Regions from separate parts of the Homo sapiens genome. Here region 1 is linked to region 2. The links are chromatin loops, found by intact Hi-C in ENCODE. Cell type or tissue: Caco-2. All regions are shown on one strand. Links, peaks and the distances in the headings refer to the core of each region. The heading gives the core; the rest is flanking DNA. Region 1 overlaps MTO1 (mitochondrial tRNA translation optimization 1). Region 2 overlaps SLC17A5 (solute carrier family 17 member 5).

The links. A loop is a pair of places that touch in the nucleus more often than their neighbours do. Peaks named below come from ENCODE experiments on the same cell type or tissue, not always from the same donor. Only the 100,000 strongest peaks of a DNase experiment are listed, where the experiment ranks them.
Region 1: a loop joins it to region 2, with 21 times the contacts of the local background. A loop is called at or near these places in 6 of 110 quality-filtered maps.

The regions. Positions count from the first base shown.
Region 1 is chr6:73,466,806-73,479,228 of GRCh38, reverse strand. It overlaps MTO1 (mitochondrial tRNA translation optimization 1), which reads right to left. Exons shown (of 12, transcript NM_012123.4): 4 at 5,575-5,864. Among named protein-coding and RNA genes, the nearest start is that of MTO1, 11 kb to the right of the region's middle. RefSeq lists an enhancer at 6,998-7,067. In Caco-2, for the core only: no CTCF peak of the experiment used is centred there; no DNase peak of the experiment used is centred there.
Region 2 is chr6:73,595,766-73,607,826 of GRCh38, reverse strand. SLC17A5 (solute carrier family 17 member 5) reads left to right here. Exons shown (of 11, transcript NM_012434.5): 10 at 7,386-7,476. Among named protein-coding and RNA genes, the nearest start is that of SLC17A5, 52 kb to the left of the region's middle. RefSeq lists an enhancer at 9,499-9,668. In Caco-2, for the core only: a CTCF peak has its summit at 1,219; no DNase peak of the experiment used is centred there.

The DNA of each region.
Region 1 (12,423 bases), core at 4,273-12,272, 130 kb after region 2:
GCCACCGTGCCTGGCCATGGTTACTTTTTTAAAAAAGTTATTGCCAAGTGCAAGTGGCTCACACCTGTAATATCAACACTTTGGGAGGCCAAGGCAGGTGGAGCACGAGGTCAGAAGTTTGAGACCAGCCTGGCCAACATGGTGAAATCCTGTCTCTACTAAAAAGACAAAAATTAGCTGGGCATGGTGGCGGGTGCCTGTAATCCCAGCTACTCGGGAGGCTGAGGCATGAGAATCACTTGAACCTGGGAGGCGGAGGTTGCAGTGAGCCGAGATTGCACCATTGCACTCCAGCCTGGATGACAGGGCGAGATTCCGTCTCAAAAAAAAAAAAAAGAAAAAAAAAAAGTGTTTTTGTGCCCACCCAGGGACTCCTTGCTTTGTTTGGGCTGGGCGCCGTGGCTCACGCCTGTAATCCCAGCACTTTGGGAGGCCAAGGTGTGTGGATCACCTGAGGTCAGGAGTTTGAGAACAGCCTGGTCAACATGGTAAAACTCTGTCTCTACTAAAAAAATCCAAAAAATTAGCCAGGCATGGTGGCAGGTGCCTGTAATCCCAGCTACTTGGGAGGCTCAGGCAGGAGAATCGCTTGAACCCAGGGGGTGGAGGTTGCAGTGGGCCAAGCTTGCGCCATTACCATTGCACTCTAGCCTGGGCAAGACTCTGTCTCAAAAAAGAAGAAAGGGTTATCATAATTTGCATACTACCAAAGCAAATATATAAAAGTATCTTGCTCAAAGTAACAGAATATTTGAAGCCATACATCAGGATAACACTCACCAGAAACTAGGACCATCAATTATTTTTTTTTTGTACAGGCAGGGTCTCATTATGTTGCCCAGGCTGGTCTTGAACTCCTAGGCTTAAGTGATCCTCCTACCTTGGCCTCCCAAAGTGCTGGTATTACAGGTGAGAGTCACTGTGCCTGGCCAATTCTTCATCCTCAATCTTAAACACATACAATATACTTTTTTTTTTTTTTTTGAGACAGAGTCTTGCTCTGTCGCCAGGCTGAAGTGCAGTGGCATCATCTCTGCTCACTGCAACCTCTGCCTCCCGGGTTCAAGCAATTCTGCCTCAGCCTCCCAAGTAGCTGGGACTACAGGGGCATGCCACCATGCCCAGCTAATTTTTGTATTTTTAGTAGAGACGGGGTTTCACCATGTTGGCCAGGATGGTCTCAATCTTTTGACCTTGTGATCCACCTGCCTTGGCCTCCCAAAGTGCTGGGATTACAGGTGTGAGCCACCATGCCACGCCACATTTTTTTAAAACTCGAGAGATAGGTAAAAGTGGCCTCTACACTTCAAAAATGTCGGCACCATTAAAGATTGACAAACTGTTCCAGATAAAAGACTTTAAAGAGAAATGACAATTAAACGCAATGCATGACCCTTGATTGGGAATAAAAAGGTTGTTTTGGGCTAGGCTTGGTGGCTCATACTTGTAATCCCAGCACTTTTGGGGCCCAAGGCAGGCAGATCCCTTCAGTCCATGAGTTTGAGACCAGCCTGGGTGACACTGCAAAAACTCATCTCTACAAAAAATACAAAAAGTAGCCAGCCATGGTGGTGAGCACCTGTGGTCGCAGCTACTTGGGAGGCTGAGGTAAAAGGATCATCCAAGCCTGGGAGGCGGAGGTTACAGTGAGCTGAGATTGCACCACTGCACTCCAGCCTGGGCAACACAGTGAGATCCTATCTCAAAAAAAAAAAAAAAGCTGCTTTGGACAATATTTACCAATTAGCAAAATGTGACTACGGACTTTATGTTAGATAATAGCACTGTATCAGTGTTAAATTCTCCGAATTTCTTTTTTTTTTTTTTTTTTTTTTGAGACATAGTCTTGCTGTTGCCCAGGCTGCAGTGCAGTGGCACAATCTCAGCTCACTGCAACCTCCCCATCCCTGGTTCAAGCGATTCTCATGCCTCAGCCTCCTGAGTAGCTGGGATTACAGGCGCATGCCACCATGCCCAGCTAATTTTTGTATTTTTAGTAGAGGTGAGGTTTCACCATATTGGCCAAGCTGGTCTTGAACTCCTGACCTCAAGTGATCCACCTGCCTTGGCCTCCCAAAGTGCTAGGATTATAGGCATGAGCCACTGCGCCTGGACTCTTTTCTGTCTTTAAAAAAATTTTTTGGTCAGGCGCAGTGGCTCATGCCTGTAATCCTAACACTTGGGAGGCCAAGGCGGGCAGATCATTTAAGAACAGCAGTTCAAAACCAGCCTGCCCAACATGGTGAAACCCTGTCTCCACTAAAACTACAAAAATTAGTCAGGCGTGTTGGCGGGTGCCTGTAATCCCGGCTACTGAGGAGGCTGAGGCATGAGAACTGACTGAACTCAGAAGGCGAGATTGCAGTAAGCCGAGATTGCACCACTGCACTCCAGCCTGGGGGATAGTGTGAGGCTCCGTCTCAAAAAAAAAAAAAAAATTTAAATTTTATTGTCCCTGCATCGTACTCTGAATTTCATCATTGCATAAGGGTTATATAAAAGGATGTCTCTGTGCTTAGTTGAGATATAGGCTTAAGGTAAGAGCTCATCATCTCTGCAATTTACTCCCAAATATTCCAGAAAAAAAAGAATAAGAATAAATGTGTATATTACCATCTTACACAGTAAATATGGACATAAATTGATATATCTATAGCGATAAATATGGTAAAATATTAACAGTGAGTGACGTTCAATGGTTTATAGGAGTTTGTTGTGAAAAAACTCTTACATTGAGAAAAGTCTTACAACTTTTTCTCGATGTTGCTTACTTTTTTTTGTTTTTCTCCGTCTTTTTAAAATAAAATTATATGCGTTGAGGGTTAACTTTCTTTTTTTTTTTTTTTTTTTGAGATGGAGTCTTGCTGTTGCCCAGGCTGGAGGCTGGAGTGCAGTGGCACAATCACAGCTAACTGCAACCTCTGCCTCCCAGGTTCGAGCAATTTTCCTGCCTCAGCCTCCCGAGTAGCTGGGATTACAGGCATGAGCCACCATGCCTGGCTAATTTTTTTATTTTTTTTTTATTTTTAGTAGGGATGGAGTTTCACCATGTTGGCCAGACTGGTCTTGAACTCCTGACCTCAAGTGATCCACCTGCCTCAGCCTCCCAAACTGTTGGGATTACAGGCATGAGCCACCACGCCCAGCTGAGGGTTAACTTTCAATAGATCGCAGCGAGGAAGTTGCTCTGCTATGTCTGAAATCCCACCCCAGAAGCAGGTCATCTAAGAATGGTTCAGTGTCGGGTTCTCCATAAAAATGCATTGTGTAATGGGCAAGGGGGCGGCTGCCTTTCCAGCAGCACCACCTGATATCGTTTCAAAAGCTTAATTTAGGCCGGGCATGGTGGCTTACGCCTGTAATCCCAGCATTTTGGGAGGCTGAAGGTGGATCACCTGAGGTCAAGAGTTTGAGACCAGTTGGGTGCGATGGCTCACACCTGTAATCCCAACACTTTGGGAGGCCGAGGCGGGCGGATCACCTGAGGTCGGGAGCTCGTGACCAGCCTGACCAACATGGAGAAACCCCATCTACTAAAAATACAAAATTAGCCAGGTGTGGTGGCACATGCCTGTAATCCCAGCTACTTAAGAGACTGAGGCGGGAGAATTGCTCGAACCCGTGAGGTGGATGTTGCAGTGAGCCGAGATTGTGCTGTTGCGTTCCAGCCTGGGCAACAAGAGTGAAATGCCATCTCAAAGAAAAAAAAAAAAAAAGAGTTCAAGACCAGCCTGATCAACATGGTGAAACCCTGTCTCTACTAAAAATGCAAAAACAAATTAGCTGGGCATGGCGGCGGGCACCTGTAATCCCAGCTACTAGGGAGGCTGAGGCAGGAGAATTGCTTGAACCCAGGGGGCGGAGGCTGCAGTGAGCTGAGATCGTGCCATTGCACCACAGGTTGGGCAACAAGACTGAATCTCCATCTCAAAAAGCAAAACAAAACAAAACAAAAAACGCCTATTTGACCAGGTGCGGTCGCTCATGCCTGTAATCCCAGCACTTTGAGAGGCTGAGGTGGGCGGATGGCTTGAGCTCAGGAGTACGAGACCAGCCTGGGCAATATGGCGAGACCCTGTCTCTATTAAAAATAATAATAAATGAAAAAATTTTTTAAAATAAAAGCTTAATTTACAAAATATGTAAGGTTATAAAAGTAATGAAATTTAAGATTTGCCAGGCACGGTGGCTCACGCCTGTAATGCTAGCACTTTGGGAGGCTGAGGAGGGTGGATTACCTAAGGTAAGGAGTTTGAAACCAGCCCGGCCAACATGGCAAAACACCGTCTCTATTAAAAATACAAAAATTAGCCAGTGTGGCGGCAGGAGCCTGTAATCCCAGCTACTCAGGAGGCTGAGGCAGGAGAATTGCTTGAACCTGGGAGGCGGAGGTTGCAGTAAGCCGAGATTGCGCCATTGCACTCCAGCCTGGGCAACAATGGCGAAACTCCGTCTCAAAAAAAGAAAAAAAAAAAAGTCGGGTGCAGTGGCTCACATCTGTAATCCCAGCACCAGCACTTTGGGAGGTTGAGGCAGGCGGATCACCTAAGGTCAGGAGTTCAAAACCAGCCTGGCCAACATGGTGAAACCCCGTCTCTACAAAACTATAAAAATTAGCCAGGCATGATGGCGGGTGCTTGCAATCCCAGCTACTAGGGAGGCTGAGGTGGGAGAATCGCTTGAACCCAGGATGCGGAAGTTGCAGTGCACCAAGATTTCACCATTGCGCTCCAGCAGGGCGACAGACTGAGACTGTCTCAAAAAAACAAAAAAAAGAAATTTACGATTTATGGGGAAATACCCAATTAGCCAAGTTAGCTAATCCCTTTTAGAGATTACTTCTTTAGGCTGAGTGCAGTGGCTGACGCCTATAATCCCAGCACTTTGAGAGGCTGAAATGGGTGGATCACGAGGTCAGGAGTTCGAGACCAGCCTGGCCAATATGGTGAAACACTGTCTCTATTAAAAATATAAAAATTAGCCGGGTGTGGTGGCGCGTGCCTGTATACTCGGGAGGCTGAGGCAGAAGAACTGCTTGAACCCAGGAGGCAGACGTTGCAGTGAGCTGAGATCGTGCCACTGCTCTCCAGTCTGGGTGACAGAGCAAGTCTCCACCACAAAAAAAAAAAAGGATAACTTCTTTGGCTGGGTTCGGTGGTTTACACCTGCAATCCCAGCACTTTGGGAGGCCAAGGGGGGTGGATCCTTTGAGCCCAGGAGTTCGAGACCAGCCTGGGCAACATAGTGAAACCCCATTTCTCAAAAAAATTTTAAAAAGCCAGGCACAATGGCTCATGCCTATGGTCTCAGCTACTCAAGGGGGTTGAGGTGGGAGGATCACTTGAGCCCAGGAGGTCAAGGCTGTAGTGACCCATAATTGTACCACTGCACTCCAGCCTGGGTGACAAGGTGAGACCTTATCTCAAAAAAAAAAAAAAAAAATCATTTCTTTGCACTATAAGCAATAGTGCTATAAAGTGAACTGCTGCCAAAAAAAAAAAAAAAAAGTTACAGTACTTCCTGCTGTGAATAGCCAATACCAGCTGTAAGCCAGGTTTTCGTAAAGTATCTTACCTTAATCCATACTGTCTCATTGGTAAAGCTGAATGGTATGGATGGATTGTCCGGTATATGCTTGTTTAGAATACTGAAATTAATGGACTCTTTGGCAATTCGGGGTGGAGTCCCAGTCTTCAACCTTCCCACCACAAACCCTAACTTCTCCAGTGTCTGAGCCAATCCTATAGAAGGCTGATCCCCTAAACGTCCTGCTGGATGCGTCTCCAATCCAATTACAATCATGCCTCTCAGAAATGTCCCAGTAGTCAGAATCACACTCTCTGCATATACTGTGCTTCCATCCACTAAATAACAAGAAAAAAGAATAAAGTCATTATCTATGTATCTATGTATTTATGTATCTATGTATCTATCTATCTATCTATCTATCTGAGATGAAGTCTCACTCTATCGCCAGGCTGGAGGGCAGTGGTGCAATGTCCGCTCACTGCAACCTCCGCCTCCCGGGTTCAAGCAATTCTCCTGCCTCAGCCTCCCGAGTAGCTGAGATTACAGGCATGCGCCACCACGCTCAGCTAGTTTTATATTTTTAGTAGAGATGGGGTTTCTCCATGTTGGTCAGGCTGGTCTCGAATTCCCGACCTCAGGTGATCCACCCACCTCTGCCTCCCAAAGCGCTGGGATTACTTACAGGCGTGAGCCACCGCGCCCGGCCTAAAGTCATTTTTTAAATTGTTACCATGGATCAAAATGGAATGTGACTATTTTACATTACAACTACAGAAAAACTATCAGTCTTTAAAAACTTGAGAATCTTTTTTAATATTTTTGTTTTTTCAAGACTTATCGACATATAACAGACATATAAAAAACTGTATATATTTAGAGTATGCAACATGGTGTTTTGATACAAGTATACCTTCTGTGATGATACCCATAATCAAGCTAATTAATATAACCATCACCTCACATAGTTACACGTTTTGTGTGGTGAGAACACTTATGATCTACTCCCTTAGCAAATTTCAAGTATATCATACATTATTATTAACTGCAGTTACCATACTGCTCACTAGATTGCTAGAACTTATTCAACTTACAGCTGAAAATGTATAACCTTTGAGCAGTATCTTCCCATTTCCCCTACCCCAGACAAAGAATTTTAAATGAGTAAGAAGGCTAATATGTTATCAATCTCAATCTAAGCAATCTAGGAGAGAGAATACAATGTGTTATCACCAATTCACATGTACCTAAAATCATATCAGCACTAAAAAGTTAGTCTCAATTAATTTAAAAAATTAATTAATTTTAGACTTCAGGATAAATATGGCATACAACCTCTCATTTCTTCTCCCTTCTAAAACTCAAAGAAAATTAAATAGGGGAATAAAAAAGGTATAAAACCAAAAGGACAAGTAATGAAAAAGAACCAGTCAGAAGATGAGAAATTTCAATGTATTTTTGAAAGATAGAAAGTGTTTGGAAGAATGGTAACTCATCTAGCAGAGGGGAGATAGCTATAACTTAAGTATTAATATCTGAAGAGAAGATATATCAATGAGAATGAACTAATTTGCCCTGCAAAGGCTCAGAAATTAGAGAACTGAGAATAAGAACTGAGGAGGAATGTAGAAATGAAACTTGGAACAGAAAATGAAAGAAACAGCTGAAATTTACACATTAAGGTTTTGTCCTCAGATAGCTCTACCTTACAGTAAAATGGAGGTTTATTCTTCAGGTAATGGGGACTTTTTGTTTAATGGGTACAGAATTTTAATTTGGGATGATGAAAAAGTTCAAGAGACCGTTGGTGGTGATGGGTGCACAACACTGTCAATGTACTTAATAGCACTGAATTGTACACTTAAAAATGGTTAAAATGGTACATTTTATGGTTTGTATATTTTACCACAAAAAAATTGTTATTGTTGGGCCTATAAAATATGGACAGGATCACAAAATAGCATTTAAAGATATTAAATTAAATCGGCCAGGCTCAGTGGCTCATGACTATAATATGAACACTTTGAGAGACTGGGGCAGGAAGATCACTGGAGCCCTGGGGTTCAAGACCAGTCCTGGCAACATAGTGAGACCCCCATCTCTACAAAAAAAAATAATAAATTAGCCAGGGGTGGTGACACATGCCTGTGGTCCCAGCTACACAGGAGGCTGAGGCAGGAAGATCACTTGGGTCCAGGTGGTCGAGGCTACAGCGAGCTGTGATCATGCCACTGCACTCCAGCCTAAGAAAGAGGGAGAGAACTTGTCTCAAAAATAAAAAAATAAACAATTTAAGGGTATAAACATAAATACTAATAAAAACAATATAACCATTAAATCTGGAAAATAAAGAAAGTCGGGGGAGAAAAGGAAATGAAAGTAAAACTAATTTAGTAATTGTTACTTGAGGGAAGTCAGTGAGCATATTATATTATATATAAAATCATAGCTTTTAAGGTAACCATCGGAACAAACCCACAAACTTAAAAAAAAAAAGCATGGCCTCCAAAAGCAAAGCAAACACAGATTAAGTTTTTTTTTTAAAAAAAGGTACAGAGGAACAGTGTGTATAATATGCTACGATTTTGTGAAAACAACAAAAAATACATATACATATGCATGAAGACATGTACATATGCCTAGGTAGAAAGACCACACAACAGATTAACAAAGCAAATGCTCCTGAGAAAGAAAACTGGCTGGTTGAGGGGACAAAGTGAAGGAGACAGACTATCTTTTTTTTTTCTATTGAGACAGACTCTTGCTCTCTCACCCAGGCTGGAGTGCAGTAGCAAGATCTCAGCTCACTGCAACCTCCATCTCCCAGGTTCAAGTGATTCTCCTGCCTTAGCCTCCTGAGTAGCTGGGACTACAGGCGTGAGCCATCATGCCTGGCTAATTTTTGTATTTTTAGTAGAGACGAGTTTCGCCATGTTGGCCAGACTGGTCTCAAACTCCCGACCTCAGGTGATCCACCTGCCTCGGCCTTCCAAAGTGCTGGGATTATAGGTGTGAGCCATAATCACATAATGCCCATAATGCCCAGCTAAGACAGACTATCTTTTCACTCTATATGCTTTTTGTAGCCTTTAAGTTGTTGGCCCTAAGTATGTATTTCCCAATCAAGAAAATTAATAAATCTATAATAAAAATGAAAATGGGAATTAAGATATGTATTTTAAAAGATGACACTCCTGGGCCACGCGCGGTGGCTCATGCCTGTAATCCCAGCACTTTGGGAGGCCGAGGTGGGCGGACCACAAGGTCAGGAGATCGAGAACATCCTGGCTAACACAGTGAAACCCCATCTCTACTAAAAATACAAAAAAGTAGCCGGGCATGGTGGCACGTGCCTGTAGTCCCAGCTACTCGAGAGGCTGAGGCAGGAGAATCGCTTGAACCTGGGGGGCAGAGGTTGCAGTAAGCCGAGATCACGCCATTGCACTCCAGCCTGGGCTACACAGTGAGACTCTGTCTCAAAAATAAATAAAAAGAAAAAATAAAAATAAATAAATAAATAAAATAAAATAAAAGATGACACTCCCTGGCACAGCCTCTCTTACCATTTTGTTCCCAGAACGCTAGTGGGTAGCCATATTACTCTCTTAGGTGGAAAACTGATTCTTCTGAGAACTAACAGACATTGATATTTGAGAATTCACCAAACCAAAAGGCTGGTTCAAATCTTTTCTTTTTTTTTGAGACGGAGTTTTGCTCGTTACCAGGCTGGAGTGCAGTGGCACTATCACGGCTTACCACAACCCGCACCTCCAGGGTTCAAGTGGTTCTCCTGCCTCAGCCTCCCGAGTGGCTAGGATTACAGGCATGTGCCACCACACCTGGGTAATTTTGTATTTTTAGTAGAGACGGGGTTTCTCCATGTTGGTCAGGCTGGTCTTCAACTCCCAACCTCAGGTGATCCACCCACCTCGGCCTCCTAAAGTGCTGGGATTACAGGCGTGAGCCACCGTGTCCAGCAGTTCAAGTCTTAATCACCACCAGAATCAGCCAGGCAATAAAATTAACTGTGTACACACAAATCTTCCAGTTAAGTGTTTTAGCGCCTTATTTATTTATTTAGAGATGGAGTCTCACTCTTGTCGCCCAGGCTGGAGTGCAGTGGCACGATCTCGGCTCACTGCAACCTCCGCCTCCTGGGTTCAAGCGATTCTCTTGCCTCAGCCTCCTGAGTAGCTGGGATTACAGGTGCATGCCACCACGCCCAGCTAATTTTTTTATTTTTAGTAGAGACAGGTTCACCATGTTGGCCAGGCTAGTCTCAAACTCCTGACCTCAGTGATCCGCCCGCCTCAGCCTCCCAAAGTGCTGGGATTACAGGCGTGAGCCACCATGCCCGACCTAGTGCCTCATTTAAAAATGTAACAGGCTGGGCATGGCAGCTCATGCCTGTAATCCCAACACTTTGGGTGGTTGAGGTGGGAGGATCACTTGAGCCTAGGAGTTCAAGACCAGTCTAGGCAACACAGGGAAGCAACATAGGGAGATCCCACGTCTCCAAAAAAATTGAAAATAAGCTGGGTGTGGTAGTGTACACCTATAGTCCCAGCTACTTGGGAGGTTGAGGTGGAAGGATCACCTCTGGGAGGTGGAGGCTACAGTGAGCGATTATAGTGCCACTGCACTCCATCCTGGGTGACAGAGTAAGACCCTGTCTCCAAAACCAAAAACGCAAAGAAGTCAACAGAAAACCAAAGTTCGCTAGATACTTAAAGGAAGTTGTGTACATGAAAGAGAGCAGCCCAAACACATAAACAGAACTAAAAAATCTGGAGAAGGCCAGGTGTGGTGGCTCACCCCTATAATACCAGCACTTTGGGAGGTGGAGGTAGGCGGATCACTTGAGGTCAGGAGTTCAAGACCAGCCTGGCCAACATGGTAAAACCCTGTCTCCACTAAAAACACAAAAATTAGCTGGGCGTGGTTGCTGCTGTCTGTAATCCCAGCTACTCGTGAGGCTGAGGCAGGAGAATTGCTTGAACCTGGGAGATGGAGGTTGCAGTGAGCCAAGATCGTACCACTGCACTCTAGCCTGGGTGACAGAGTGAGACTCTGTCTCAAAATAAATAAATAAAATAAAGCAATTATTAACTCAAGGCAAAACCAAGCATAAGAAAGGGACAAACATAATACACTTCCATGCAGTAAACAATACTTAGTCAATAATGTAAATACTATCAACCAAAAATTACGGTATAATTATATCAGAAGGAGAGAGGGAAGGAAAATTGGACATTAAAGAGAATTACCATAATAATAAGTTAATAGGCTGGGCACAGTGCTCATGCCTGTAATCCCAGCATTTTCAGACGCTGAGGTGGGCGGATCGCTTGAGGTCAGGAGTTCAAGACCAGCCTGACCAACATGGTGAAACCCTGTCTCTACTAAAAATACAAAAAATTAGCCGGGCATGGTGGCAGTCGCCTGTAACCCCAGCTACTTGGGAGGCTGAGGCAGGAGAATTGCTTGAACCTGGGAGGGGAACGTTGCAGTGAGCCAAGATGGTACCACTGCACTCCAGCCTAGGCAACAGAGCCAGACTCTGTCTCAAAAAATGTTAATAGATGGCTGGGTGCGGTGGCTCACAGCTGTAATCCCAGCACTCTGGGAGGGCGAGGCGGGTGGATCACAAGGTCAGGAGAACAAGACCATCCTGGCCAACGTGGTGAAACCCCATCTCTACTAAAAATACAAAAATTAGCTGGGCATGGTGGTACGTGCCTGTAGTCCCAGCTACTCAGGAGGCTGAGGCAGGAGAATCGCTTGAACCCGGGAGGCTCAGGTTGTGGTGAGCCGATATCGCACCACTGCATTCCAGCCTGGCACAGAGTGAGACTCCGTCTCAAAAACAAAAACAAAAACAAACAAACAAAAAAAGTTAATAGATAATGTCTAGAACTGTAAATTAGGAAGTAAAAAGATAAGCCTGCTATTCAGAAATATGGAAGTATATACAATAAGTGACAACTAAAAAAGCTGAAGTGTCTGTCTCCAGGGAAGGAGATGGTTGTTTTCCCACATAAATTTCTAAATTTCTTTTATATTTATTTATTTATTTATTTATTTATTTTGAGACAGAGTTTCGCTCTTGTTGCCCAGGCTGGAGAGCAATGGTGTGATCTCGGCTCACCACAACCTCCGCCTCCTGGGTTCAAGTGATTCTCTGGCCTCAGCCTCCTGAGTAGCTGGGATTTCAAGCATGCGCCACCACACCTGGCTAATTTTGTATTTTTAGTAGAGATGTGTTTCTCCATGTTGTTCAGGCTGGTCTTGAACTCCCAACCTCAGGTGATCTGCCTGCCTTGGCCTCCCAAAGTGTTGGGATTACAGGTGTGAGCCACTACACCCAAACTTATTTTTTATTTTTTTTTGACACAGGGTCTCACTCTGTTGCCCAGGCTGGAGTGCAGTGGCATAATCACAGCTCACTGAAGTCTCAACCTCCTGGGCTCAAGCAATCCTCCCACTTCAGCTTATTGAGTAGCTGAAACTACAGGCACCTGCTACCACACCGGCTAATTTTTGTATTTTTTTGTAGACATGAGGTTTTGCCATCTTGCCGAGGCTGGTCTCAAACTCTGGGGCTCAAGCAATCCACCTACCTCGGCCTCCCAAAGTGCTAGGATTACGGGCATGAGCCACCATGCCCAGACCCTTTTAATATTTTAAGAAAAAATTATATGCATGAGTTATTTTGATAAAAAACATACATAACTCTTTTACATAAAAATATATATAAGCTGTTAAAATATGAATTTTTTAAAAAATTAAAGTCAGAACCAGAAAAAACAGAAATTACAATAGAAAGATGGGGAGAGAGGGAGACATAAATATGCAGATTACAAAGTTCTACACTAAGATGGAACATGGTACTGATGA
Region 2 (12,061 bases), core at 1-8,000:
CCAGCCTGGGTGACAAAGTGAGACTCCATCTCAAAAAAAAAAAAAAAAAAATTATAAGGAACATAAAATTGGTTCAGCAGCCATCCAGCCAGAAGGTGGTAAGTCACCCACACCATTTAATAAATCTGAAAGGTAGCTTAGGATTCATCAGGTTCCTGAAGTCTTATTAGAATCTCTGGAATCTGATGAGGGCCCCCCCTGCTCTCTTGAACTAGCAATGAAAGAAAATTGGATCATCGGATAAAAATTGGAGCTATGGTCGGCCGGGTGTAATGGCTCATGCCTGTAATCCCGGCACTTTGGGAGACCAAGGTGGGCAGATCACCTGAGGTCAGGAGTTCAAGACCAGCCTGGCCAACATGGTGAAACTCTGTCTCTACTAAAAATATAAAATTAGCCAGGTGGGGTGGTAGGACCTGTAATCCCAGCTACTTGGAAGGATGAGGCAGAAAATCACTTGAACCTGGGAGGTGGAGGTTGCAGTGAGCAATTGCACTCTAGCCTGGGTGACAAGAGTGAAACTCCATCTCAAAAAAAAAAAAAATAGTGCTATTGTCAAAAGATGAAAATAGATGCTGAAGAAAAAGAAAACCAAATATCCATGGTACCTACCTTATAAGATCGTTGTGAAGATTAAATAGAACACGCACAGAACACTTTGCTCATAATGCAATAAAGGTATTTGCATATAATGCAATAGATGTAATTATTTTCTGGCTAACTTTGAGTCAGGTGTGGTGACCAGGGTCACAGATCAATCCAAGTAAAATATTAAAGTGATGATTGGTGTGCTTTCAGAAAGGAAAATGCTGACCACTAAAGAGCCACCATTGGGTCACTAAGAGCCAAAATGGCAAAACAGTCTAACTTCTCAACATAATTTTTAGCCTAATAGAATAAAGAAAATATAGTAGATTTGATATGTCAGGACTTCAGCCAGGCCTCCTATGATAGATGCCGTTTTGGACAAGGTGGAGAAAGATGAATTGGATGTACAATTAGATAAATTTGTCACTACTAAATTTCAGTGTAATAGCATGCTCATTAACGGATCTAGTCATTTGAGAAACACTGTGCCAGGCACTGTACCAGATGTTGAAGACACAAACATGAAAGTAACATGATTCCTGCTGGCATCTGTATAAGCTTAAGCTGGCCTGGATGATGGTGGGTCATGTCATGAAGTATAATGCTGGACAGGCAGCAGGGGGATCCTGTGCCTGAGCTTCAAGCATCAGGTGGGTGGTTGAAGTCTACATCTTAAAGACCCAGGTCCAACCCTGAAATTTTATGAGTCTTATAAGCCGAAAAAGACATTTATCTAGATATCATAAGAAGCTAAACAGGTTTAGTAACATAAATGATGCCAGCAAATAGTTGTAGCAGTTGGGAGGATGGTAAGCAAGTGCCTTTGTGCCTCAGATAATGAGGACTGCTGTACTGGTTCTCAGCTGACTGAGACACAACTATTCCAAATGTAAGTAGGCCCGGTGAGGTGGCTCATGCCTGTAATCCCAGCACTTTGGGAGGCTGAGGCGGTTGGATCGTTTGAGGTTAGGAGCTCCAGACCAGCCTGACCAACATGGTGAAACCCCATCTCTACTAAAAATACAAAAATTAACCAGGTGTGGTGGCGGGCGACTATAATCCCACTGACTCAGGAGGCTGAGGCATGAGAATTGCTTGAACCCAGGAGTTGGAGGTTGCAGTGAGCAGAGATTGTGCTACTGCACTCCAGCCTGGGCTGCAGAGTGAGACTCAGTCTCAAAAAATTAAATAAATAAATAAATAAATAAATCTCATCAAATTCAAAATTATTATTATTTGTTTTTTGTTTTGTTTTGTTTTTGAGATGGAGTTTCACTCTTGTTGCCCAGGCTGGAGTGCAATGGTGCAATCTCAGCTCACCGCAACCTCTGCCTCTTGGGTTCAAGTGATTCTCCTGCCTCAGCCTCCCAAGTAGCTGGGATTACAGGCATGTGCCACCACACCCTGCTAATTTTGTATTTTTAGTAGAGAGGGAGTTTCTCCATGTTGGTCATGCTGGTCTCGAACTCCCGACCTCAGGTGATCCGCCAGCCTCAACCTCCCAAAGTGCTAGGATTACAGGCGTGAGCCACCATGCCCAGCCCAAAGTCAAAATTATTTATCTCCCTTAGTGTGTGTGTGTGTGTGTGTGTGTGTGTGTGTGTGTGTTTAAACCTTGCAGTTCTAGCTCAAAGGATAACTTTCTTATATTTTGATTCAGCTCTTCAGATGAGCTTTTTAGTTTTTCTTTTCCAACTGGAATTTCTTCATTCAAAGCACATCAGTTATTTCTAGTTGCAGGAGTCTTGGCTACATATCTTATTGGGGATTACATATCTTAGGTTTTTCATAGTTGCTTTTTGTTGTGGTAACAACTGAGGGCCCATTCAGTGTAATACGCTACTAGTTAAAACAGAGGCACTTGAGGACCATAAACAAGCCATAAACAAGTTCAACACCAGGGCTTGTGGTGAAAAATGAAGCATGAGAAAATTTATCTTTCCTACAGATTGGGTTCAGTGATTACTGTGTTTTGTTTTTTTTAACAAGGTAGCATTGTAGATTATAACATTATAATATTAAGTACTGATTCAGAATCAGACAAATTGGGTGACATTTTATGGTTTTTCTTCATCTATAAAATGAAGATAATCCAGCTGGGTGCAGTGGCTCTCGCCTGTAATCCCAGGACTTCGGAAGGCCAAGGTGGGAGGATCGTTTGGGCCCAGCAGTTCAAGACCTGCCTGGGCAATATAGCAAGATCGTACCTCTAAAAAACTTAACAAAATTTTAAAATTTTAAAAATAAAATGAAGATAATCCTTCCTCATGGGGTTGATTTTATAATTAAAATGATATAATATGATATATAAAACCCTTATAAACATGTCTGATATCAGGTTTTCCAATACATAGTCAGTAAACAGATACAAGGTTTTCCAATAAATAATATTCCTATTAACATATAAATGTGTACTTGGATTTTATAGGCCTTTACTTCTATAGACTGAAATAGAGATTTTATGTTATCAATGTATTTATTATCTTTTGAGGCAGAGTCACACCCTGTCACCCAGGCTGGAGTACAGCAGCAAGACCACGGCTCACTGCAGTCGCAAGCAATCCTCCTGCAATCCTCCACCTCAGCCTCCTGAGTAGCGAGCGGGTCTACAGCCTGAGCCAACACACCCAGCTAATTTTGTGTGTTTTTTTAGTTTTTGTAGAGAGAGGGTTTCACCATGTTGCCCAGGCTAGTCTCAAACTCCTGGGCTCAAGCAATTCTCCCACCTCAGCCTCCCAAAATGCTGGGATTACAGGCATGCACCACCACACCCGGCCCCAAAATAGAGATTTTTCTATGGTAATTTTGTTGCCCGAATTCATGGGAATTAGATAGATTTTCAGCTATTAATTCCAATAGTACTCCAACAGCACAGAATCCAGACTGAGTCCATACAACTTGTTTTCTTCCAAGTGGTCATCAATCTTTCATGGCCTGTCCTGGCCAAGTGAAATATAAGTACTTGAATGAGCTTCTTGTTGCTGACATTTAGAATTTCATGGCATTCGTCTGCACTTAATATCTGTCACTGGAAAGGCTGGCAACATTGCAGTTGACTCCTCTTACTGCCAAGGTGTTAATGGTTTAAAAAGAAAAAAAAAAAAGAGAGGCTCTGCCAAGCTTGGTTAATTTAGATACACCCCTAAAGGGGATGAGCCAAAAAGATCTGTACTTCATGGTTTTGTTATAGTGCTGTGTGTATGCACAAGTTTTGAACATAAAACTTTGTGATCTTTATACATAACTGAATTAGTTAAGCAGCACTTTTTTTAACTGAACTCCTCCTTCTCCTTTAAGTGTTTTTTTTTTGTTTTTTGTTTTTGTTTTTGTTTTTTACCAAAAACATTAAACCTAAATCTAATGAACCCCCTAGGATCTAGAGTCTAGAAACTATCAGTGTACAGGAAATACAGGAGGTATAAGATTATGTGAAATGATACCTAAGAGATACAATCTTCAAAGTCCAGAATTCATGAATATATACAGGACAAACATCCTAGTAAAGGGACAGCAATTTTAGGCCAGGCGCAGTGGCTCGCTCCTGTAATCCCAGCACTATGGGAGGCTGGGGCAGGTGGATCACCTGAGGTCAGGAGTTTGAGACCAGCCTAACCAACGTGGTGAAACCCCGTTTCTACTAAAAATACAAAATTACCCAGGTATGGTGGTGCATGCCTGTAATCCCAGCTACTCAGGAGGCTGAGGAAGGAGAATCACTTGAACTGGGGAGGTGGAAGTTGTAATGAGCCAAGATCACACCATTGCACTCCAGTCTGGGCAACAAGAGTGAAACTCTGTCTCAAAAAAAAAAAAAAAAAGAGGCAGCAATTTTAAAAATGAATTATCGGGCCAGGTGCAGTGGCTCACGCCTGTAATCCCAGCAATTTGGCAATTTGGGAGGCTGAGGCAGGTGGATCACCTGAGATCAGGAGTTCAAGACCAGCCTGACCTACATGGCATGCGTGTATAGTCCCAGCTACTTGGGAGGCTGAAGCAGAAGAATCACTTGAACCTAGGAGGCGGAGGTTGCAATGAGCTGAGATCGCGCCACTGTACTCCAGCCTGAGCGACAGAGACTCCGTCTCAAAAAAAAAAATGTAATTAATGGAACAAGCAAATTTTATGTTTGATATGATCTCACGTCTATAATAACATACTAGAAATATATACAGACAGAAAAAAATAGGATATTTATGAAAATGTTAATGTTGATCATCTCTATGGGGAAGAATTATAGGTAATTTTACTTCATTATTTTTTTCTTTTTTCGTATTAATTTTCAAAAATTAATTACAATTGAATTTTCAAATCAGGAAAGAAATTTTTTTTAACTTAAAAAACTTTAAGCTAGACATGCTAAGCTTTCTGTATGAAAATGATATCTCAGAACTTTCCTATATCACTATAAAAAGGGGTTATTTCCATGGCTGTGTTCCTGTATGTAATTTTTTTTTTTTTTTTTTTGAGACGGAGTCTCGCTCTGTCGGCCAGGCTGGAGTGCAGTGGCGCGATCTCTGCTCACTGCAAGCTCCGCCTCCCAGGTTCACGCCATTCTCCTGCCTCAGCCTCCCGAGTAGCTGGGACTAGAGGCGCCTGCCATCACGGCCGGCTAATTTTTTTGTATTTTTGGTAGAGACGGGGTTTCACCATGTTAGCCAGCATGGTCTCGATCTCCTGACCTCGTGATCCACCCGCCTCGGCCTCCCAAAGTGCTGGGATTACAAGCGTGAGCCACCGCGCCCAGCCTTCCTCTAATGTTAATGTTTTTTGTTGTTGTTGTTGTTGTTAATTTTTATTTTTTTTATTGATCATTCTTGGGTGTTTCTCACAGAGGGGGATTTGGCAGGGTCATAGGACAATAGTGGAGGGAAGGTCGGCAGATAAACAAGTGAACAAAGGTCTCTGGTTTTCCTAGGCAGAGGACCCTGCGGCGTTCCGCAGTGTTTGTGTCCCTGGGTACTTGAGATTAGGGAGTGGTGATGATTCTTAACGAGCATGCTGCCTTCAAGCATCTGTTTAACAAAGCACATCTTGCACCGCCCTTAATCCATTTAACCCTGAGTGGACACAGCACATGTTTCAGAGAGCACAGGGTTGGGGGTAAGGTCACCGATCAACAGGATCCCAAGGCAGAAGAATGTATCTTAGTACAGAACAAAATGAAAAGTCTCCCATGTCTACTTCTTTCTACACAGACACGGCAACCATCCGATTTCTCAATCTTTTCCCCACCTTTCCCCCCTTTCTATTCCACAAAACCGCCATTGTCATCCCAGCCCGTTCTCAATGAGCTGTTGGGTACACCTCCCAGACGGGGTGGTGGCCGGGCAGAGGGGCTCCTCACTTCCCAGTAGGGGCGGCCGGGCAGAGGCGCCCCTCACCTCCCGGACGGGGCGGCTGGCCGGGCAGGGGGCTGACCCCCCCACCTCCCTCCCGGACGGAGCGGCTGGCCGGGCAGAGGGGCTCCTCACTTCTCAGTAGGGGCGGCTGGGCAGAGGCGCCCCTCACCTCCCGGACGGGGCGGCTGGCCGGGCGGGGGGCTGACCACCCCACCTCCCTCCTGGACGGGGCATCTGGCTGGGCGGGGGGCTGACCCCCCCCCACCTCCCTCCCGGACGGGGCGGCTGGCCGGGCAGCAGGGCTCCTCACTTCCCAGTAGGGGCGGCCGGGCAGAGGCTCCCCTCACCTCCCGGACGGGTTGGCTGGCCGGGCGGGGGGCTGACCCCCCCACCTCCCTCCCGGACGGGGCGGCTGGCCAGGCGGGGTGCTGACCCCCCCACCTCCCTCCCGGACGGGGCGGCTGGCCGGGCGCGGGGCTGACCCCCCCACCTCCCTCCCGGACGGGGCGGCTGCCGGGCGGAGACGCTCCTCACTTCCCAGACGGGGTGGCTGCCGGGCAGAGGGGCTCCTCACTTCTCAGACGGGGCGGCTGCCGGGCGGAGGGGCTCCTCACTTCTCAGACGGGGCGGCTGGGCAGAGACGCTCCTCACCTTCCAGACGGGGTCGGGGCCAGGCAGAGGCGCTCCTCACATCCCAGACGGGGCGGCGGGGCAGAGGCGCTCCCCACATCTCAGACGATGGGCGGCCGGGCAGAGACGCTCCTCACTTCCCAGATGGGATGGCTGCCGGGAAGAGGCGCTCCTCACTTCCTAGATGGGATGGCGGCCGGGCAGAGACGCTCCTCACTTTCCAGACTGGGCATCCAGGCAGAGGGTCTCCTCACTTCCCAGACGATGGGCGGCCAGGCAGAGACGCTCCTCACTTCCCAGACGGGGTGGCGGCCGGGCCTAATGTTAATGTTAAAATGCTACTTAACTATTGAAATGCAAGTTTTTCACCAGCTGAATATAAAATCCCATTGCAATAAGACATTTTATTTAGACATAAAATTTCACAAGAACACAACCTGGAGCAGAATAGCTGTCTATTGAAAGAAGCAGCCAGGCGCTGTGGCTCATACTTGAAATCCCAGCACTTTGGGAGGCCGAGGCAGGCAGATCACTTGAGGTCAGGAGCTCGAGAGCAGCCTGGCCAACATGGTGAGACACCGGCTCTACTAAAAATACAAAACTAGCCCAGCATGATGGTGGATGCCTGTAGTCCCCGCTACTCAGGAGGCTAAGGCATGCTTGAACCCGGGAGGCAGAGGCTGCAGTGAGCTGAGATCATCCCACTGCCCTCAAGCCTGGGCCACAGAGTGAGACTCTGTCTCAAAAAAAAAAAAAAAAAAGAAGGAAAGAATGAAGCTGTTTAAATGTGTATCACAATAATAAACGTCTATGAAAATGTTTCTACAGGTATGCTGGTATCCTCCTGGGCATCACAAATACATTTGCCACTATTCCAGGAATGGTTGGGCCCGTCATTGCTAAAAGTCTGACCCCTGATGTAAGTAGATAATTTACTTGTAAACTGGAAAGGTTTTGGAGCTGCACATCTGTGTCAAAGTTCAGTGTATTTTAATTAAGTTTAAAATTCTAAATGTTCTTATGAAATTCTTTTTAGCAACAAAAAGCTAAATGCCTTAATGGATGGGAAAGTATATTTTCAAAGAACAGTTTTTGGATTTTAGACAAAACAATTGAACTAAGTCAAATGAAGACACTGTAGCTGAAACCACACAAGTAGTTAAAAGTTGTGATATTGGCCGGGTGCAGTGGCTCATGCCTGTAATCCCAGCACTTTGGGAGGCCGAGGCAGGTGGATCACGAGGTCAGGAGTTCAATACCAGCCTCACCAACATGGTGAAACCCCGTCTCTACTAAAAATACAAAAATTAGCCGGTGTGGTGGCAGGTGCCTGTAGTCCCAGCTACTCAGGAGGCTGAGGCACAAGAATCGCTCAAACCCAGGAGGCGGAGGTTGCAGTAAGCCAACATCACCACTGCACTCCAGTCTGGCAACAGAGCAAGACTCCGTCTCAAAAAAAAAAAAAGAATTTCAGGACATACTTACAGACTTTCTTATTACCAAATATACTGATTTCAGACATATATCCGACAGATAGTGTTCCTACTTCTTCTCCACATCTACCATTTCTAATTCCTTAAGTGACACGGTACCTGTTACTATTTCCTCTCACTTAATAAAAAGGAATGTTGTAGAAATGCTTTTTCTAAAGTTCTGTGTCTCAATATGGACATGTCCAAAATGTTTAACCTTGTCCTCATGGAGCAGGGTGGCAACACCAGAACCTAAGTCAGCTCACTACCATGTGTTCATTTCACTTACTGATAATGCCAGCACTTCTGCTAGGGAAATATGGATTCCTGAATTACAGTCTTGTATGTTTACAAGTGGGAACTGCGCTTGATTTGGGATATGTTACAGCATTTGTTTAATGCTATTAAAAGGATATCACTGTTTTAGCTGGGTGTGGTTTGTACCTGTAGTCCCAGCTACTTAGGAGGCTGAGGCAGGTGGATGCATAAGCCCAGGGTTTTGAGGCTGCAGTGAGCTATGATCATGCCTCTGCACTCCAGCCTGGGTGAGAGCGGGAGACCCTGTCTCAAAAAAATAAAATAAATAAAAAATAAAAATAAAAAAATAAACAAAATAAAATAAGTTTCGCACTCCGTTGCCCAGTCTGGAGTACAGTGGTGCAGTCTCAGCTCACTGCAACCTCTGCCTCCCAAGTTCAAGCGATTCTCCTGCCTCAGCCTCCCAGGTAGCTGGAACTACAGGCACTCACCACCATGCCCTGCTAATTTTTGTTTTTTGTTTGTGTGTGTGTGTGTTTTTTGGTTTTTTTTTTTGAGACGGAGTTTCGCTCTTGTTGCCCAGGCTGGAGTACAATGGCGCAATCTCAGCTCACCACAACCTTTGCCTCCCGGGTTCCGGCGATTTTCCTGCCTCAGCCTCCCGAATAGCTGGGATTACAGGCATGTGCCACCACGCCCAGCTAATTTTGTATTTTTAATAGAGACGGAGCTTCTCCATGTTGGTCAGGCTGGTTTGGAACTCAGGTGATCCGCCCATCTCGGCCTCCCAAAGTGCTGGGATTACAGGAGTGAGCCACTGCACCCGGCCAAATAAAACTCTAAAGTATATTATTTTTAAAAAGGAAAAGCACACACTTACCTTCACAATTGTAATTTCTTTCTTCTTTTTGAGATGAAGTCTCACTCGTCCCCCAGGTTGGAGGGCAGTGGCGTGATCTCAGCTCACTGCAACCTCCGCCTCCCAGGTTCAAACAATTCTCCTGCCTCAGCCTCCCAAGTAGCTAGGACTACAGGCACGTGCCACCACACCCGGCTAATTTTTGAATTTTTAGTACAGATGGGGTTTCACCATGTTGGCCAGGCTGGTCTCGAACTTCTGACCTCAAATGATCCACCCGCCTCAGCCTCCCAAAGTGCTGGGATATCAGGCATGAGCCACCGCGCCCAGCCTGTAATTTCTTACTTTGAGCACTGCCTCAAAAACTTTGTGGAATGAGTCAGCATATAAATAAATAATGCAATAATTAAAATTCAAAGTGTGTCTGAGGTTCAATGTTGTTATAAACAAAACAGTATTCTCTAAAAACTGGTGGAATTTTTGTTAAAAAACAAACTAGGAGCTGTGTGAGACTTGTAGTACAACGATTGATTTTAAGTTCACTCATTGCCTTCAGATAACACTGAAGTATTATTTTGTCCCAGAGACCACACAGGGCAGCTTTGTCTTAGTAATCCTAAGAAGCTGTTTCAAACATTTCTTTCTGGTATAAGATGTAATTATTGACTGATTCCTCAGCAGAATTTAAGATGAGTATCTAAGATTTTTTTTCATTAAAATGCACTCATCTCAGACAAGTATAGCCACCACAGGGTGTTTCTTTCTTCATGTTTCTCCTTTTTTCCCAAATAAATGACCTCATACTGGCTTCCCAGTGCCTTCTCTTTCACTTCCTCATTGCTAGTTCTACTGCTTGTTTGTTTGGGTTTTTTGTTTGTTTGTTTGTTTCTTTGTTTTTTGAGACAGGGTCTCCATCGCCCAGGCTAGAGTGCAGTGGCGCAATCATGGCTCACTGCAGCCTCAACCTCCCCAGGCTCAGGTGATCTTCCTACCTCAGCCCCCCAAGTAGCTGGGACTACAGATGTACACTACCATGTCCAGCTAATTTTCCTACTTCTTGTAAAGATGGGGTTTCACCACCTTGCCCAGGCTGGTCTCAAACTCCAGGGCTCAAGGTAGCCACCTACCTCGGCCTCCCAAAGTGCTGGGATTACAGGCATGAGCCGCCATGCCTGGCCTGCTTGGTTTTTTTTGTTTTGTTTTGTTTTGTTTTTGAGACGGAGTCTCACTCTGTTGCCCAGGCTGGAGTGCAGTGGCACGATCTTGGCTCACTGCAAACTCCGCCTCCCGGGTTCACGCCATTCTCCTGCCTCAGCCTCCCAAGTAGCTGGGATTACAGGTGCCCACCACCACGCCTGGCTAATTTTTTGTCTTTTTAGTAGAGACGGGGTTTCACCTTGTTAGCCAGGACAGTCTCCATCTCCTGACCTCGTGATCCGCCCACCATGGCCTCCCAAAGTGCTAGGATTACAGGCGTAAGCCACCACGCCTGGCCTGGTTTATTTATTTATTTATTTTTGAGACGGAGTTTCACTCTTGTTCCCCAGGCTGGAGTGCAATGGCATGATCTCAGCTCACTGCAACCTCCGCCTCCCAGGTTCAAGCAATTCTCCTGCCTCAGCCTCCCGAGTAGCTGGGATTACAGGAGCCTGCCACCACGCCCAGCTAATTTTTGTATTTTTAGTAGGGACAGGGTCTCGCCATGTTGGCCAGGCTGGTCTTGAACTCCTGACCTCGGGTGATCCACCCACCTCAGCCTCCCAAAGTGCTGGGATTACAAGCATGAGCCACCACGCCCAACCAGTTTTGTTTTGTTTTGTTTTTGAGAGGGAGTCTTGCTCTGTTGCCCAAGCTGGAGTGCAGTGGAGCGATCTCAGCCTCACTGCAAGCTCCACCTCCCAGGTTCACGCCATTCTCCTGCCTCAGCCTCCCGAGTAGCTGGGACTACAGGCACCAGCCACCACGCCCGGCTAATTTTTTATTTTTTTAGTAAAGACGGGGTTTCACCATGTTAGCCAGGATGGTCTCGATCTCCTGACCTCATGATCCGCCCGCCTCGGCCTCCCAAAGTGCTGGGATTACAGGCGTGATCCACCACGCCCGGCCGTGTGTTTCTTAGTTAATGCTGCAAATGTAGTCACCACTCTGGTTAGACTGAAATTGAAAAAATCCAAAAAATGGTTGTTAAAGGTAGTCACATGACCCAGAAATTTAGATAACTGTCTGATATTTTTATGCCACAGGGTTATACACTGAACAGTTGTCTTACTGACAGATCCCATGTTATATCCTGCTTTGTATGCCATTCAAGATCTTTTATACTTGCCAGGCCTCTCTCTGATGTCACAGATCCTCAAAGCTGAACTTGAGTTCATCTTAACAGTATTTACTTGATCCACCTGACACCTTTCACCTGAGAACCCAGGAGACCGTGCACAGGCATAAGACTTTCTTAGTGTTAGTTAGTGTTAGGCATGATTCAGGGACATGCCAGTACACTTTTTATTGAAGTATATCTATCTATCTTCAGTAAACTTTTTATTGAAGTATAACTTTTTTTAAATGCACAAATCCAGGCCAGGCGTGGTGGCTCACACCTGTAGTACCATCACTGCGGGAGGCTGAGGCGAGTGGATCACTTGAGCCCAGGAGTTCAAGACCAGCCTGGGAAACATGGCGAAACCCCATCTCTACCAAAAATATATATATATATGTATATGTATATATATACGTATATATATATATATGTATATGTATATATATACGTATATATATACATATATATACACACACAAAGAAAATTAGCCAGGCATGGTAGCATGCACCTCTAATCCCAGCTCCTTGGAAGGCTGAGTTGGGAGGATTGCCTCAGCCCAGAAAGTGGAGGCTGCAGTGAGCCGAGATTGCGCCACTGC